Linked DNA regions of Mus musculus: region 2 is linked to region 1. The links are chromatin loops, found by intact Hi-C in ENCODE. Cell type or tissue: heart. All regions are shown on one strand. Each heading gives the region's core, and the rest is flanking DNA. Links, peaks and the distances in the headings are about the cores only.

Evidence for each region. Peaks named below come from ENCODE experiments on the same cell type or tissue, not always from the same donor. Only the 100,000 strongest peaks of a DNase experiment are listed, where the experiment ranks them.
Region 2: it touches region 1 in a loop (1.9-fold over the local background); 3 of 42 quality-filtered maps call a loop at or near these places.

What each region holds. Positions count from the first base shown.
Region 1 is chr8:8,331,274-8,340,326 of GRCm38, reverse strand. No RefSeq gene overlaps it. Among named protein-coding and RNA genes, the nearest start is that of Gm31135, 150 kb to the left of the region's middle. In heart, for the core only: no CTCF peak of the experiment used is centred there; DNase peaks (open chromatin) are centred at 4,756 and 5,626; H3K27ac peaks cover 1,934 bases.
Region 2 is chr8:8,476,995-8,486,047 of GRCm38, reverse strand. Gm31135 (a long non-coding RNA gene) reads left to right here and starts at 1,320. Exons shown (of 4, transcript XR_870125.1): 1 at 1,320-1,430. In heart, for the core only: a CTCF peak has its summit at 5,238 (motif pointing right); no DNase peak of the experiment used is centred there; H3K27ac peaks cover 1,420 bases.

The DNA of each region.
Region 1 (9,053 bases), core at 630-8,629:
GGAAGCTAGAGAGTTGTGTGGTCAGTTATGGGATGTACAATATATGCATTTAAATAACAGGTTGATACAGAAATGCGCTGGGGGTCTCATATGAACACCATCTGGAAACATTAGTGATGTCAGGATTACCATATCTTCTGCATATGGACTCTTAGAAAGACAATGCCACCAACAGACATAATTTGTGGCCTTTCTTGACAAGCTATGACCTGTTGAAGGATGTCATCACTATCTCTGTCTCCTTATTGACTTGGTAGCAGTCTTTATGCAGCCCAGGTTGTCCTCACACTTACAGCAATCCTACTGCCTCAGTCTCTCAAGTGCTGGAATTATAGGCATGCACCACCACACACTTAAAGAAGTATGTGTGTGAAGGGCTGGATGTGTGGTCAAAATTCTTCACTCTTCGCCTTTCCCCTGCTCTGTATACTGTGTAATATGCAATGTCTTCTGAAAATGGAGTTTCAAGGCCACTCACAAGCACTTTGACATTCATGGCCACTGTTTCTCACATAGCAGTCTTGGCTTTTAGAAGTCCATCCTGCCTCATCTTCTGCAATACCACACCTTGCACCTCTCTTTCTTCAATCATTTATTTCCATCACTTGTCTTTGTTCCACGCTTTCTTATGGGTGGTGATCTAGACATATAAGGTCAGGGTGGCTTGATGAACATGAGCTCTTGCTGGGTCTGGGGCCACTGAGGCATGCATATTGTTTTATGTGTCACCGTGGACAGCATACGCCATTCTCCTGCCTCCCAGTCTTCTCACATGTTAGCAGATGATGAAGATGTATGTGTGTTTGGGAGGACTGGGAACACAATCACATGAAACTCAGAGAGCTCCATGTGCTGTTAACCAAGGACAAAGGCAGCAAAGACTTACTTCTAGGTTGGAGGAGAAATCTCACTTATTGTTTCCCATCAGCCCTGTGCTGAGGCTACAGCCTACCTTGCTCTAGTACCTTGACCTCTCCTGAACTGATGGACAGAAATCTCCCTTACCATAGACTCAGACCATGCAACTTTCCTGCAGAGGCACTGGCCAGATCCTGAGAGTAATTTTTCACTACTCTTCTCCATATGGAATTTGTCACCAAATCACCTCTCAGTTTCATTCTCCCCCCCCCCTCAAGTCTTGATTGTTATTGATTGTGATTTTACACTGGCATCTAGGCATCTGAGTTTTGGGAAGGTGCTGATAGCTAGTCTTGTCTTTATTAGGTGGGTATTCTGTCCCTTAGTTTCTTTTGCTCTCTGGGTCTTTGGAGGACGTGGTAGGCTATGTGTTGTCAGGTAGGAGATTCTCCTGGGATTCTGCTAGGTGTGGTCATAGGGTTCTTAGTAAAATGTGTTTCTAGGTATTGGGGGCTGAGACTTAGAAATGAGGTTGGGTTAGTGGTGGGAAGGCTAAGGAGGTTCACAGGTGGAAGGACAGCAAGGTGTTCTATCAGGATCTGTTTAGTACCCTGGGAATGGGGATAGAAAGTGAGCTGAGGCTGAGATGCCAAAGCTTTTAGATTCAGACACCATTTTAGAGAACCTGATCTAGAATTAGTCTTCAAGTTGTCCCCCAACAAAACCTCAGTCTAGCTCCAGTCTCTAGGCTAACTCTCAACAGGACCAGTGCCTCCAGGTTATTCCCCCAACAAACCTGCATCCTAGGTTACAAGCCCACCCCTTGCCTAACGACCACCAATGCGGAGGGAAGCAGAAGTTAAGTTTACGATCTGACCCCCAGCACCAGCCAATTATGTTAAAGGCCACAGGAACTTTCCCATTAGATGCTTGCGCATGTATTCCCTGCTTGCTGTTTACTATGAGGCCTTTCTTCGATAGACATTTGGGGCTCCCCTCTACCAAATCCGTCCTGCATGACAGTGATGCATTGGGGTGTCCTGAGCTAGCTCAAATAGAATAAAGACCCTGCTGTGAGTTACATCAGATTGGCTCCCATGTGTGTTTCTGGGGATCACTAACTTTTCCCCTGGCACAACAAGGCCATAGTAGGTCAGCTACATGGCTGGCTCTGGGATTGGATTTGGAGGAAAGAAGGAAGAGCAAGGATCTGAAGATCACCTACCTGCTTGACTGGCTGAATTGCTTCTCCTGCAGGCTTGACTGGCATGTTTCCAGAGAAGACCTGCTGGAGCTGGGGGCTGGGGCAATAGGGTGAGTGGAGAGAAAGGTTAGAGAAGATATGAGTGATCCACTGGATGTGTGGGGAGGCCACAACATGTGGTCTGCTACAGGGTTGGGGTTAAGGCTGAGGGGGTTGAGTTTAAAGTTGAAGAGGGAGAGTTTAGGCTACCTACTTCCCTGGCCATATTGGGCTGTTGGTTCCCAGGGAATGTCTAATGGAGTTGGAGGCTGGGATAGTGGTGAGTAGCGGGAGGGAGCGTTGGGGAGAAGGACCTGTGTGATTTATTGGAGACAGGAAGAAAAATGGTCAGGGGAAGGAAGGCTATAGCGGATGGTCTGTTACAAAGCTGGGCATGAGAACAGAGCAATGAATTTAGAGAAAAGAAGGAGGGGGCAAAGAAGATCTGCAGCTAGCCTTCCTGCTTCCCTGGCTGGAATGTTAGGAGTGTTCTCAGAGAATGCCTGCTGGTGGGATAAGAGAGGAGTGGGAAAAGAAAAATGAAGGAGACTGTCTACATGGTCCATTGGAGATGGTTGTCAGAGAGGAAGGGGGGTAACGTAGCAGGTGCTCTATTACAGAGCTTGGGAGGAGACTAGGGGATTGGATTTAGAAGAAAGAAGAGATGATAGTCAGGCTACCTGCTTCTCTGGCTGGAGTGGCTTTCGGGTTCCCAAATCCTGCCACTTTTATTGACCATCTCCCATGCCTCCACCTTCCTCTGTTCTGTCCCTTCATCTTCTTGTGAGCAAACACAGTTGCCTTGTTATACCTGGGTTGGCACCTCTTCTCCTAGCTCCTGGCCTCCAGTCATATTCCTCTGCCCTCCCCACCTCTAAGATGCTACTGCAGGGCTCTGACCTGACTGCTGACTGACTGTCTTCCTCAAGTGATTCAGAGGTTCCCAGTGGTCTTTAGGAAAAAGCCAAACACCTTTAGCAAAGCATGCATGTACCCTGGCAATCTCCATCCTCTTCCCTCTCCAGAGTCCTCATCTTGGCCGCGTCTTCACTTACTATGTGCACTTGAGCTATATATGGAATCTGTGTGTGTTCCATCCCTGGTGAGTGAATTCTGGGGTGTGTTTCTGATGGGAATATTTTTCTCTGCTTGAGACAGTAAACTCAGTTGCTTGTTAGGTAATTTTCAGTACCTAACTAACACGAAGTGGTGCTTTGGCTGGACCCCATGAGTGTTGACCATGGTGGGCCTTTGCTAGTCTCTTCTGTGAAGATTGGCTGGACTCAAGCCAATCAAGAGTGCCCAAAGCCTAGGACAAATACTGAAAATCACAAAAGAGATGCACCTTCTTTTGCCAGCATTACTTTCCTCTCTCAGCATTTAGAGGAGGAAAAATTCTCTAAAAACTGCTGCTAACTGGGCCACCTTGGTCTTGTGCTTACTTGAGGCCAATCACTGTGACCTGCAGCCCTGGCACTGTGGTCAGCAATTCTTGCTGACCTCTGTTGGACAGAAGGTGAGGGCACCTGGGGCATGGAGAGTTGGAGAAGCTCCTCCATGATGGTTCTCGTCTGAGAGAAGCAGAAAGGGGACTAGGGATGATAACCCGGCCCTCAGAATTGGCCTCCCCCTCTCCGTCCCCCAGGCACACTCTTTTTCTCATGGCTACTAGAACACAGGGATTCCTGTGAAGCTGTGTTCTCCCCAGTACCGTTCTCTAGCTGGGGCTGCACAAAGACTCAGTGGTATGAATAAAACACACAGAGTTCTGAGGTTCATCGTTTAGGCTTAATTTACTCCCGGTTATGAAACCCTGAAAAAAAAAAAAAACCCAAAACAAATCTATACTACTTCAGAGATTGTTTTGTTGCGAATTCACCTGGTTCATTTGCATTTGACAGAAGGTTAGCGGGTAAAACTGACCATGAAATGACTGGAGAATGTAGAAAGAAAACAAGAAAAATAAGAGAAAGGCCCAACCTGGTGAGTTTTGAGCCTTAAAAGTGACAAGAAGAAAGATGTTGCTATGAAGAGAACAGAAAATAAGTTATTTCTCTTTCTGGTTGTTTGAAATATCGTGTACCACGGGGGAAACAATCTTCTTGAGAGATAGTCTAGTAAAATGTTAAATTTAGGGGAATGAAGAGAGACATTATCATTGGGGTTGATAGAATGCAGGGATTATCAGCTATTTTAGACAGCGATACTTTTACAAATACTGAAGTCGGTTCCATATAGGAGGTGAAGCCCTGTATGGAAATCAGAGATAAAGGAATAAACCTGCCACCGAGCAAGATTTACTATACTGCCAGGCAAGGAACTCAAAGGTCACTCCTGAATTAAGTTACCTTTGTATGACTTTCTGTTCTGGGTGTGGAAATCCAGAGACTGGTGAAATCCATTAAAGCATGGCTGACAGCGAGAGGGGTTCATTAATTCCAAAGTGGGAGGAGGTTTTGCTTTCTGTTAACGCCCTGTGGGAATTCCACGGCTATGGTTTGGTTCCTGGAGCCAAATGGAGCATTAAAATAGAAGCCGGCTGTGGGAATAAAAGCGGGGACTAGACCTTCTGCCTAAAAATAGTCAATGCCTGAGCAGGCTGAGTGATAGCCGGTCAGAAATCACAGTGGTCACAGCATGTAGGTTCCATGATAATGACACGGAGAGAGAAGCTGGCAACCGTGGTCACGTATCCAGTATGAGGTGCAACAAAGCCTGGTGATGCCACCCCAGGAGCGGCACCAGCAGGAAATGCTGTGGCTTTTCTTCAAGGCTTCAGGAAGCACATGGCCAAGGACAGCCACCTCCTATCAAGGAGCGTCTCGTTAACGACTAATATCCGATTCACGATAGCACACAACCTTCGTTTTCAGCTGCAAGTAGAAAGTAGGCTGTTCTTAGAAGCTGGTCTAGCACTTAGAAGTCACACTTCACCAAGCGAGGGATTCGAAGGTGGTCTGTCAGTGACAGGATTCCTCTGCCCTCGCAGAAGGTGCAACCCTAGTCTTCAAAGTATGCGGCAGGTAAGGTGGCGCAGACATCAGGTTCAAAACTGCGATCAGAACAATTGTGTAAGTCAGCCTTTGGTGGCAGCGTATACAGACTCAGACACTGTGACCCAGGTCCTTTTCCAGCGGGAGGCAAAGCTTGAGTCTGCAGAATTTCACATTTAGTATCTTACCCCTGGCTGTGTTGATCTTGGGATGGCTTCAGCGCATGCCCAGGCCTGCAGGGAAGCAAGAAGCTGAGGATAAAATCCTTGTGATACATATCTGGAGGACAGCCCAGGAGACCTGTGAAAGGATGCTATTCTTTTAAGCAGGCATTATGTAGTTATCTCTATGTGGGGGTACTCTGTCTGTGGATGTACTCCTTAGCCGTGCGTACTTGTTTGTGGTAGAGCTGTGACCGGAAGAAGAAAGCAGGCCCTTTAACTTCTGGCTCTGCCAGGCCGCTCCAGTGGTTACAGACAGGGCCGGCAGTCCCCTGCAGTCTTTGAGTACTGTTTCCACCAAGTTTGGGCACTCTCCAGTGACTTCACTACTTCCTGGCTCCTCTGGGTCTTTCTGCTTCAGCCTAAGAGGAGTGTGTCTCTCACTTGCAGGATCCTCATGATTTCACTTTCTCTTTCCCTTTCAGAGACTGCCCGTCCGCTCCTCAGAGCAAAAAGCTTCCAGGCTGCAGACCCATCTCTCTGACAGTTGGTCTCTGTGTCTGCGGTCTGCGTTTGTGCGTGCCTGCAGAACTTGATGAAAGCACACGTACCCGTCATCTTTCAACATCAACTCCACTGTATATCCATGCTAGGCAATATTTTGAGTGGATCATTCAAGACTCTTTTTTTTTTCACATGCATATGCAAATAAATGTAGATGTGCACAAATGCTCGTTTACTTTTAAAAATAAAGCTATACACTAGGGTATATTCTATGTATCGCCCCCCTTCATAATGACCCATAGCTGTCATTTCATGCCAGTAACACATATCCACCTGATAATTTTAAGTCCTCTTATAGATGATACATATTTATTGACTAGCTGTGCTGGTTAATTTAGTGCCAGCTTGACACAAACCAGAGTTACCTTGGAGGAGGGACTCTCAGTTGAGGAACGGTGTCCATCAGGCTGGTCTGTGGGCAAGTCTGTGGGGCATTTTTTGATTAATGATTGATGTGGGAGGACCCAGTCCACTGTGGGCAGGGCTTCCTCTGGGCAGGTGGTCCTGGGGACTTTAAGAAAGGTAACTGAGCAAGCTAGGGAGAGCCAGGCAAGTAAGTACTGTTCCTCTGTGCTTTCTGCTTCAGATTTTTGCCTCTAGGTTCCTGCCTGAGCTTCCCTCCATCATGATCTGTAACCTGTAAGCCAAATGAACACTTTTTTCCTCAGGTGGGTTTTGGCCAGCATCAGAAGGCAAATTACACTCGCTGATAAAGCTGGGCTGCCTTCAGTTTTAGTTGTAGAAAATGCTACATGAACATTTTGATTATATGTGTATATTATACATCTGTGTCTCTATATATTTGTGTGTATATACATGTGTTTCTATTATGTGCATGTAGATATGTGTGTATATCTATGTATGTCTAGGGTATACACATGTGTATCTATGTATCTGTATCTATGTTCGCTTTTCTATATGTGTGTATATACCTGTGGATGAGTATATATGTAGATATTTGTGTATGTATGTCTGTATGTGTGTAAATGCATTTGTCTAGCATGTATATACATGTATATGCATGTGTAGGTGTATGTATATGTTTCTATGTATGTTTGTATATCATGTGTATCTAGTATATGTATATATACATTATATCTCTGTGTGTATATGTGTGTGTGCATATTTATGTATATACATGTATGGTATATTTTGAATGAAAATCTATCTGGGTGCACAATGCCAATGTTTTGATGATTTTCCCCCTAGGAATGGTTTTCTATGGCCCTTGGCTTTGTTCTTTGGATTGTTATTTCCTCCTTCAATTCATCTTTCTTTTTACATAAAACATCAACAGTTAGCATCTGAATACTCCCTCTGCTTGCTTACAGCCTGGTGTAGTTGGAGGAGGGTCCTGACACCCTGTGTATTTCTTATTATCTCTGACCTCTTCAGCTCAGGAACAAACATATAATTCTTTTAAAGATGGCATAGATCCTTGTTTATAAAATCATGCCTTATTAGGTAAAACACATGCTTCTTCTTACCAGTCTGGATCTTTCTTTTTCATGTATGTATGTATGTATGTATGTATGTATGTATGATGTGTGTTTGTATGTATGCATATTTGTATGTATTTATTTTATTCACTTTACATCTCAATCACTGCCTCTCATCCCTGTCACCCCCTCCCTGTCACCCCCTCCCTGTCACCCCCTCCCTGTCACCCCCTCCCTGTCAGTCACCCCCTCCCTGTCACCCCCTCCCACAATCCTTCCCCCATTGCCTCTCCCCTTCTCCTCTGAGAGAATGGAGACCCCCTGAGTATCCCCACCTCCCTTGCACTTCAAGTCTCTACAACACTAGGTGCATCCTCTCCCACTGAGTCCAGACAAGGCAGCACAGCTAGAACATATCCCACAAATCAATAGCTTGTGGGATAGCCATGCCCTAGTTGTTGAGGATCCACACAAAGACCAAGCTGCACATCTGCTACTTACGTGCAGGGAAGCCTAGGTCCAGCCTGTGTATATTCTTTGGCTGGTGGTTCAGTCTCTGGCAGCCCCAAGGGTCCATGTTAGTTGACTCTGTTGGTTTTCCTGTGGATTTTCTATCCTCTTTGGGGCCCATAATACTTCCTCCTGTTCTTCCATCAGAGTCCTCAAGCTCCATCCACTTTGGATTGTGGGTCTCTGCATCTGTCTGAGTTAGCTGCTGAGTGGAGCCTCTCAGAGGACAGCTATGCTAGACTCCTATCTGCAAGAATAACAATTATTAATAGTGTCAGGGCTTGGTGCTTGCCCGTGGGATTGGTCTTTAGTTGGGCTGGTCATTGCTTGGCCATTCCCTTACTCTCTACTTCCTTCCCCCTTCCCTGTATTTCTTGTAGGCAGGATAAGTGTTGGGTTGAAAGTTTTGTGGGTGGGTTGGTGTTCCTATCTCTCCACTGGGGTTCCTGCCTCCCAAAAGGAGGTGGCCTCTTAAGATTCTCTATCCCCAGTGCTGTGAGCCACAGCTCAGGCCACCCCCATTCAATATCGATTGAGCCAAGAGTCAGGGAACTATGAAACATTCCTGAGGCGTTGACTAAACAAACTTTTTTGTTCAGTGACAAGGTTCTCTGAGACATGCACTGTGGACTTTTCACAGAACCTCCTGTCCACCAGGGAAGGTCAACAGGGGACCTTAAGATGGAGCCGGGCAGTGGTGGCACATGCCTTTAATCCCAGCACTTGGGAGGCAGAGGCAGGTGGATTTCTGAGTTCAAGGCCAGTTTGGTCTACAGAGTGAGTTCTAGGACAGCCAGAGCTATACAGAGAAACCCTGTCTCGAAAACCCAAGCAAAGGATTGGGGTGTGTGTGTGTGTGTGTGTGTGTGTGTGTGTGTGTGTGTGAATATGATTAAAAACATGTCACGTGAAAACCTAAAAGGAGCAATTAAAACAAAAAGACTCCAGGCTCTCTGCTGAAGAACCCTCCGGAGGGCTCGTCTTTATCAGCATAATGTGTTTTTAGAGTCATTCCCTCCGAGCTGCTGAGGGTGAGGAGCAGTTTAATCTTTTCCAGCCAGTGTTGCATTCCACTCATGCTCAAGTTCAGCTTGAAACTAGGCAAGTCTGCTTGGCTGGTCTCTCCACGTCTCAGCCCTCTGGCGTTTGTGCTCGAGAAGAGTAAGCACAAAGCTGCATCTTTCACTGTTCTGACTGGAAAGTCCTCAGCCAAAACTACCGGACTGGACTGTTAGGTGCAGAGTTCATTCTTGCCACTGCTGCTGGTGACAGTATTGTTTAGCTC
Region 2 (9,053 bases), core at 465-8,464, 150 kb before region 1:
CCTTGCTGTGGATAATATCTGTTCTCTTGCACCTGATAGAGTCACAAAGTAAGTATTAAATCTGGCCCAAGGAGCTCTGAGGAACGTGGCAGTGATAGGGGACGCAGAAAACTTCTGTCTCAGCATTGTTTCAATGGCCAACCCACGAGACTTGCATGCCTTTGAGTGAAAACCCTACTCTCTAAATTGTAGGCAACAAGGTTGGGGAGACCCCGACTCAAATCCCCAGCAACTGCCAAAATAAGTAACATCTAGGAATGGGCTTTCTCAAGCCAATGATTAAAACTTTCAAAGGGTACAGTCTTTGGATCTGAAGTCTCTGATTAGTTAGTCTTTTAATTACTTCTCTTTTTATTATTTCTTTAAAATGCAGAGTTTAGGTGAAAATGACAACAAAACAAAGCAAACAAGTAAAACAAAATAAAACAGTTCCCATCTCTTGGCAGCCTTTTTGACCAAGTGTAAGTCTTTATGAAGGAATTACAGTTAACCAGTTTTGGGCAGCAGGGCATTTCCCTCAGCCTCATTCCGGGTTGCTCCTCCTGGCCTGCAGGACTCAGGCAGGGTGGGGGTGGGGCTTGGCTTCTATGTCTTACAGCAAAGCAGCTTTGGTGGGAGCAGTTATCATTCATAGTTCTACAGAACTCTCATAATTATCTATTGTTTTCGTCAAAAACCAACATGGTTTTTGTGCACATCCAAACTCTCTTCGCACAAAACTTCACTCCTGCCTTTAAAATACATAGCATGTATAATACTAGTTTTACAAGTAATATCTTAAGTTGGAGTCTGATAAAAATACCTAGTTATCAAGTATTGTATTAAAAACAAAAGGAAAAACTCTAAAACAAACAGCAGGCCGGTGAGATGGCTTAGCAGGTAAAGGCAGTTGTTGTGGAAGTCTGGCCATTTCAGTTTGATCCGAGAACTTTCTCCACAAAGCTGTCCCCTGACTTCCACATATGAACTGTGTGGCACTGCTAGTACAGTACACACACACACACACACACAGACACACACACACACACACAGACACACACACACACACAGACACACACACACACACACAGACACACACACATACACAAATACACAAATAAAAGTAAAAAAGTCGTTGCTGTATCCTGCCTTTTATCTGTTCACAGAGTTCCTTGAAAGCAAGCTACAAGCCAGTTTCACTGCCTTTGTGTAGTATGAATAAGGCTTAGTTAGAGGACAGGGTCAAAGTCACTGTTTTACCAGACAGTAATGGCATGCTAATGATGCTGGAGCAGCTTGGAGCTCCGAGTGACAAAGCCTTTTGCACTCTGTGGTGATGCTCTCTCCGAGAATTCAATTAAAACGGAGGCTCTGAGCTGCTGGCGGCGGCTGTTGCTCCACCGGGGAGTTTCAGTTAACACACTCTTCTTGCAGCCATCGGAAAGTCTTAGGTAAATTGTGCAGACTTTTTTTTTGTTGGGTTTGGCTTATTTAGTTTTTATAAAATCAGAGTTTGTAAATATCATAGCAAAGCCTTTCTCACAGTTTGGGTGGCTAAACAGACTTTACAAGCTGTATCTGAAGGCCGAAGTTCATTGAGATGTACAACCAATCAAATTATTTTCTTTTACTTTAGTATTTTATTTTAAGACAAAGCCCCATGCATGCCAAGCTGTCCTTGACCTTGCTGTGCAACAGAGGATAACTATGTGCTTTTGTGCACGTGTGTGCTGTAGGGGGATGGGAGTGTTTTCTGTGCATGTATGGCTTATGTAAGTGTATAGTGCATATATGTAGTGTGTGTGTATGTATGTATATATATATATATATATATATATATATACATATATACATGCATGTAGTGTTATGTGCTGCTTTGTGTTGCTTGTGATGTGTGTACGTACATGCACATGTGTGCATAAGGGAATACATATGCATTTGTACATCTGTATGTACATGAATATGGCCTCTGTGCCCATGTGTGTATGCACATGGTGTGTGTATGTGTAGATAAACATGCATGTGATTTCTCACTGAACCTAGAGCTTTTGGATTCGGGCAGGTAGACTTTCCAGTCATATGTCTTAGTGCCGACTTAGCATTGGTCTTTAAAATCTGCACTGCTGTGTTCCCCTTTTACGTAGATGATAGAAATCCAAACTTGGGTCCTCCTGCTTGTGTGTGTGGCAAGCACACTGCAGAGACAGCAGCTCCCTGCCTCATCACAAACTTCCCGGCCTTCTGTCTCCACAGTGTCCAGGGCGATAGATTTACACTACTCAATCCATGTGGCATTGAGGTTAAACTCACATATGCGGGACAAAACAAACGCTCTACCAACCCATCTACCAACCCAGCCCACATTTCTTTTGATTGCTTGGTAAATTTTTAGTTTATTTCACTATGTTAATGAAGGCTGGAGAGATGGCTCAGCTGTTAAGAGCATACACTCCAGTTTGGCACTGGGCACATCTGGGTTCCACGGGCATCTGCACTCACAGGCAAATAAATATACATTTCCATAATTGTTTTAAGTTCACTTCCAGAGCAAGTGATCCCTCATCCCGTGGCCTCTAAGATGTTGGTTAATGCTCTGCTGGCTCCACAGAGAAACTTCCAATTTCCTGAAGAAGAAAAAAAAATCTTCAGGGTTCAGCTTTCTTCAAAAAGGATAATTCCAGATTCCAGGAAAGAGCAAGCCATAGTACTGTTTCAAGGCAGGAGTTGAAACTTTGGTCCATGGACTGCGTTTGAAATCGAAAGGAATGTTGGGGTCATCGCCAGCTTCCTCGGCTTGGGGAAACTGCTGTTTTGCTAACTAGGCCGTAGTTAGGTCTGAGTCAGTTACTCCGCAAGGTCAGTTCTTCCTTCAAATCAGGTGGGTGTTCCTGCCTCTGAAAACAGTTACTCTGTAGGGAAGGAAGGGTCTTGTGGGTCTTGTGTCTTGTGCTGGGGTTCTGCAGATCCCTCGCTCCCCCAATCATCGCTGAGGGAAAGTCCTGCGCAGCCTTTCACAACTTCCTACTCACAACTTGAATCCTTAAACAAAAGAAAGACAAAAAAAATAGCATCTCAAAGCTTCGACACCCTTACAGTATCCTGGTCTCTGTAATCCAGATACTTTACAGGCAAAGCTGAAGTGGCCTTTGTACTGGCTGTACTGGCTCAGGAGACTGGCAGGTCCTGCAAGGTGTGCCCTCTCTGTGCTCCCTCCCCTCCCCTCTCCTTTGTTCTATGATAAACTTTTGTCCTTTTGGGTGCTAACATTAAAGACCTGTTCTTCATTCCAACTAACTCATTTTAAACAGAAATGCCATGTGTCCTATTTTTAACAGACAAAGGATAAAGCAGTGGGCACCAATTAGTTCGGTTCTGGAAGAGGACTATCAGGTCTGCAGACCCCTGGCTAGGTTGTATATGGCCTCAAGCAAGGGAAACCCAGGGCTCATTTAGGATCTGTAAGTCTAAAATGACAATTTGGCATTTAGAAATTGAAGCTGAAAAGAGTCTGGTATCACCTTGATTTCACAAGTCCCAGCCTCCAGCTCACCAGGCAGCCTTGGGATGCCCAAGGCTCCTGGGGGACCAGGGCTAGGCCCAGGGAGTGGGAGGCTGGAGTCCTGGGCTTTAGGAAACCCTTCTTATCTCTGCTTCTGTCAGGGACCCTATCTTGCTTACACAGCCAGGATCTGAGGCCAGGACTTTCAGCTGCTCTGGCTCTATCTTCATTTCTTGTACCTGGATATCGATTGCCTTTAAATTGGGAAAAGAGGCTGCAATCTCATTTGATAAGGGGATTTCGGATGTCAAGCCTCGGAATTTGTGAAGCTGGAGAGATGCAGGCCAGGGGATGCGGCCTTAGGGAATAGATAATGGAAAAGATCTACCTTTAAAGTGAAAGCCATGCTTACCATCAATAGGATAAGTTTAAGCAGGAAAGCTTAGAATCTAAATCAACATAGGACATTGAGGTCCTTATATGGGCAGGTCAGATAAACCTATCTTTAAGGTTCTTTTGAGAGGCAAAAGCCCAACTTAGGAAGTACTTTCACTTTAAAGTGGTTTTTTTCTTTTCTTTTTTAAAAAAATTATTTAATATTCGACAGCCTTAAGAGCTAATGCTGAGTTCAAAAGAGAACCTTAAAAGTTTTACCCATAGTTCACCTGGAAACTTATAAGTGCATTAGTCTAAGTTCAGCTATGGAATCTCTTCAGAGCTCTTGGACAAGATGCCCACATTCTCTGTGCTCTCTATCAAAGGTGTTGGTACCTACCTAATAGGGCCTATGGTTGGCAGAAAGCTATTAATTTATATAAAAGCCTTAGAGCAATGCCTAGGGTATAGCAAGAACTCTAACCCCATAAATCATATTTTTAAAAATCTCTTTCAAGTTCTGGGAGGTGACAGGCATTCTTAGTCCCAGCCTGAGTTTGGATTATTTTGAAAACAAAGCCCGTGGCAGCAAACGGCATTAGAGAACAGAAGAGGGGGTGGGGAGGACGCTGTGGGAGGGAGGGGCCGTTCATGGATGACTGTGGGACTGTCCACTTGAACATGTAGTGCTTCGCAGAGGCTTCTGGAGGGGGCTACGTTAAGGTGTCCACTCCGCTCATCCCTGGCGTCCAGCCTTTGGTCAGGAAAGAGGAAAGAGAAGGGAATTGCACGTGTAAAATCCCTATGTTTCACACTGAGGTATTGGAAACCCCAACGGATGACGTCACCTCAGCTTTCTCAAAGCTAGGGGGGGGTTGGGTGAAGCTGCATTCTGCCACCTTGATGGGGTTGGAAATTTAAAGTCCTGCATGCCCAATTTGACAGGCCCAGAAACTGAGTCCAGTGGAGTACACCCCAACACGTACTTATAAACTTGTAAGACTGGGTTTTAAATCTCAGTCACACATAAACATCTGAGGCTAGCACTTTTCCTGCTGTTTGTTTGTTTGTTTGTTTAATTGTGTGTGTGTGCGCGCGCGCGTGTGTGTTTGTGTGTGTGTGTGTGTACTTTATGCACGTAGTATCTGTGGAAGCCAGAAGAAGACTTTGAGGTTCCTGGAGCTGGGATGACAGGAAGTTGTGAGACGCCTGATGTGGGTGCTGCTGGGAATTGTACCTGCTGGGCCTGCGGCTAAAGCAGCGAGTGCTCTCAACCCTGGATCCATTTCTTCAGCTCCGATTTGATTTTTTTTTTTTTTTAATTTAGAGTTTGTTTTTGTTTGTTTGGTTGGTTTTTTGATTTATTTATTATTTATTTGAGACAATGTGGCTGTCTTCAGACTCACCAGAAGAGGGCATTGGATTCCCATTCTAGATGTTTGAGAGCCACCATGTGGTTGCTGGGAATTGAACTCAGGACCTCTGGAAGAGCAGCCAGTGCTCTTAACCGCTGAGCCATCCGTCCAGCCCCGATTTGATCGAGAATCTCGGATGCATCTTCACTAACATGCGGGGCCTGATTTATTTCTTCTTCAGAGTGTAATTCTTAGCACAGTTCTATGGGACTAGTGGAAGGGCAGTGAAATGATTGAAAGAAAAACTTTGAGGTTAAAAAAACAAACCACATATAAAAGTGATAAGAACTTATCTCAGGGAGTAATCCAAAATGTACACTCTTTAGCCAGCACAGCGAGACTTCCTCCAAATTTTAGTTAATGCATTTTCATCTCCAGCTGCAGCTTCATTTTTAAATTGATCTTTACTATGAGTGGAGCTGAGAGGAAGTTGATGTGTGACGGGACTGTGTGGCAGGGGTTACTCTTATTTAACTGTAATTACAAGAGTGTCTTCCTTTTCTATCCCCTCTCTGCTATACACAAGGTAGAGGTGCGTGTTTCTAATGATTAATGTGTGACTACTCCCCAAGGGGGGGGGGGGGACGACACAGTCGAGATGTTTTCTAAAGACACAAACTGAAGCAACTCACATCTCATTGGCAAGATCCATGGTTTGATCACAAAACAGTTATAGAGTATGCAATTTGAGTATCATTCAATAAAGGAGATGACTGCCACCGGATTGACTGCATTGTCAAAGTTTTAGAATTAACACTGGTTTGTCTGATTGGAGAAAAAATAAAGACACAGGGCTGTGTTGTGATGTGATTATTCATATGCCCTCTCCTCAACCAGGCCTTTATGGGCATCTTGATGTCACTGTGAGGGCAGATTATTCTGGGTCTGCAGATACTTGCCGGGGGGGGGGGGCATTAAATGACAGAAAACACCCCTATCTACCCTGGAACATCTCCCTACACAGCCCCTGCTGCCTCCTGTTACCCTCCCCCTCCCCCACCCCCTGCCCTCACACTCCTGTGAGCTGCAGGTTATCTTCATCCAAAACTGGACAGGTTCCTGCCTTTGTCCGTGTTCATACGATGTTTTTGCCAAGTCTTTCACAGCTCCAGTTATGTTAGGGTGGATGACACAGCTCTTTTGTGTTGGCATGGCTCCTCCACAGTATGCCCTCATAGCTTCTGTTGGTTTCAGCTGTGGAATTGGCTGCGTGTCGGAAGTGGATCGATATGTACCCATTTTATTGATCACTTTGTATGTATGTGTGTGGTGTGTATGTGAGTGCAGTCTTGCATTAGCCATGGTGTGTGCACAGGTCAGAGGATAAGCTTTTGAAAGCGGGTTCTTGTTCCACCTTGTGTTCTGAGGCAGGGCCTCTCTTGCTGTTTCTATCTCTACCCAATATTCTTCACCTAGCTGGGCTATGAGTTCCTGAATGACTTTCCTGTCTGCTCCCCATCTCGCTGGAGGAGTGCTGTGACCAGAGCTGCACATCTGGGTTTTCCTGTGGGTTCCTGGGTTTGAACTTGGGCCCTCAGGCTAGCTTAGCAATCATATTTATCCTCTGGACCATTTCATGTTTGACTTTTTACCTATTTATGTTTTATGTTTACAATATTATTTATTATTGTTGTTGTTATTGTTATTATTTTGAGACAGGGTTTTTCTGTATAGTCCTGGCTGTCCTGGAACTTGGCCTGTAGACCAGTCTGGCCTTGAAATCATAGAGATCCACCTGCCTCTGCTTCTCAAGTATTGGGATTAAAGGTGTGTGCTACCACCCCTGGGCTGTTTAAGATACTTTTAAGGTAGCTCTGGCTCTTGTATTTTTATGTAGTTTGATACTTAATTAACTGATTTTTAGGCCATTTAAGTTTAATGCAGTTACTGCTGTGATTGGTTTATTTTATTTTATTCTATATTTTGGTGCTAGGAACATAACCCGGGACCTCGTGTGCTAGGTGAGCACTTTCCCACCAAGCCGTGTTTCTGGCACTTGAATCTGTACCTTGCTTTTGTTTTGTATTCTGTTATTTGTTCTTTTCCTCAATGTCTCCTTTTTTCTCTCATTTCCTGATTTCTTTGAAATCCATTCTGTGCTTTTGTAGCAGTTTTGTTTATTTGCTTTCTGGATGATGATGTGTGTGTATATGTGTGGGTATATATACATACATATATATGTATGTATATATGTATGTATATATGTTGAATTACTGTCTCCAGTGCTCCAGTGTCTCTAGCTCACCATCATCACCACTGAATCCCAATGAGCCCCTTGTCCTATTGCTGAAGCACACTGTACATTTATTGGTATAGCAAAACACATCCCCTCATTCTCTGGAAGGTTCTTTGATGTCTGGCTGTCATGTTTTTTTGGGTCTTCTTTACACAGTGGGTCTCTCCTCTCTGTCTGGTTCTCCTGTCAATCCTTAGAACTCACAGATCCATGAAGGAAAGAAGCCATGTCGTAAAGTTGTCCTTGGCACATTTACACCCGACATCATGCACATGGAAAGAAATTAATTTCGACTGGTTTCGGACAATCTGATTTTGATAGACCTTTGTGTAATATTAAACTTAAACCTATTTGTTTTATGTGTATGAGTATTTGCCTGTATGTATGTATGGCCACCACCTGTGTTCCTGGTGCCTCAGGAGCCAGATGAAAGTGTGCGATCCCCTGGGACTGTAGTTACAGATGGCTGAGATTCATCATGTGCGTGCTGGGAGCTAAGCCTGGGTCCTCTGCACGAGAAGCCAGTGGTCTTAACCTCTGAGCCTTCTCTCCATCCTCATTATGTAAACCTTTCTTAATTTAAAGAAAACATCCCTTTGTTTGGAGCTTGGTGACCTTTTTGCTTATGTGAGTATATAGCTTTATTAAGTCTTAAATGTGGGCTATCATCTCCAAACTGCATTTTACTCTTTCCATGGATTTCATTAGGAGTATTGAAGTGACGCCATGGTCCAGGGGTCCTCTGCTCTGCAAATCCCACTCTCCTGGCTTCTCCACTTGGGATTCATGACTCTGCTTTCTCAGCCTTCAGAGACTGCAGATTCAGCGTGAGCAGGTCCCGTGACTCGTCTGGAAACTTCTCCAGGGGATGAGCTGCCTGACCTCATTTGTGTTTTCTGGCACCACCACTGTTGCTTAATATCCGATGTCTTGAAGGTCATTTCTGTGAACAAGAAGTTGTTCATTAGTTGCTCCAGGCAAGGGGACAGCTGTGGTCTCTTTTGCCTCTGGTTTGATTTTCACTCCTCTCATACCTATTGGATAATAAAACAGACCTTTCCTAGGATGTTGATAGGTTTAGAGAAAAGCTCAAACTGAAGAATAAGAACATACATGATAACTTTGGAATCAGCACATCTGCTATGGTTGCTTGTTAGGCTTCTTGGGTTTTTTTTTTTTTTTTTTTTTTAAGGTAACACTTAGCGAAGATATATCAAAAGTCTGTGGATGGGTTTGGAACAATGCAGGCTGATGGGGATTTAACTGTGTGTTCGCCTGCCTCGGCTTGAGTCTTGGAGCCACAACATATAGTAGTGTGATCTTAACAAAGCCATTAACCCCTCAGGTATCTCCATTTCTTGTTTCCTAGAATAAGGCTGTTGCTGTAAAATGAGCTCCTGTTTGTAACTATTCTGACAATCGCCTGGCATGTGGCTAATGCCCTAGAACGTTAACTAACGTCAGCAAACAAAATCAAAGAACACACACACCAAAGAGTGATACTCATGGGAAAATGAGTGTTGAGTATCAGTTACTGCAGACCCAGCAA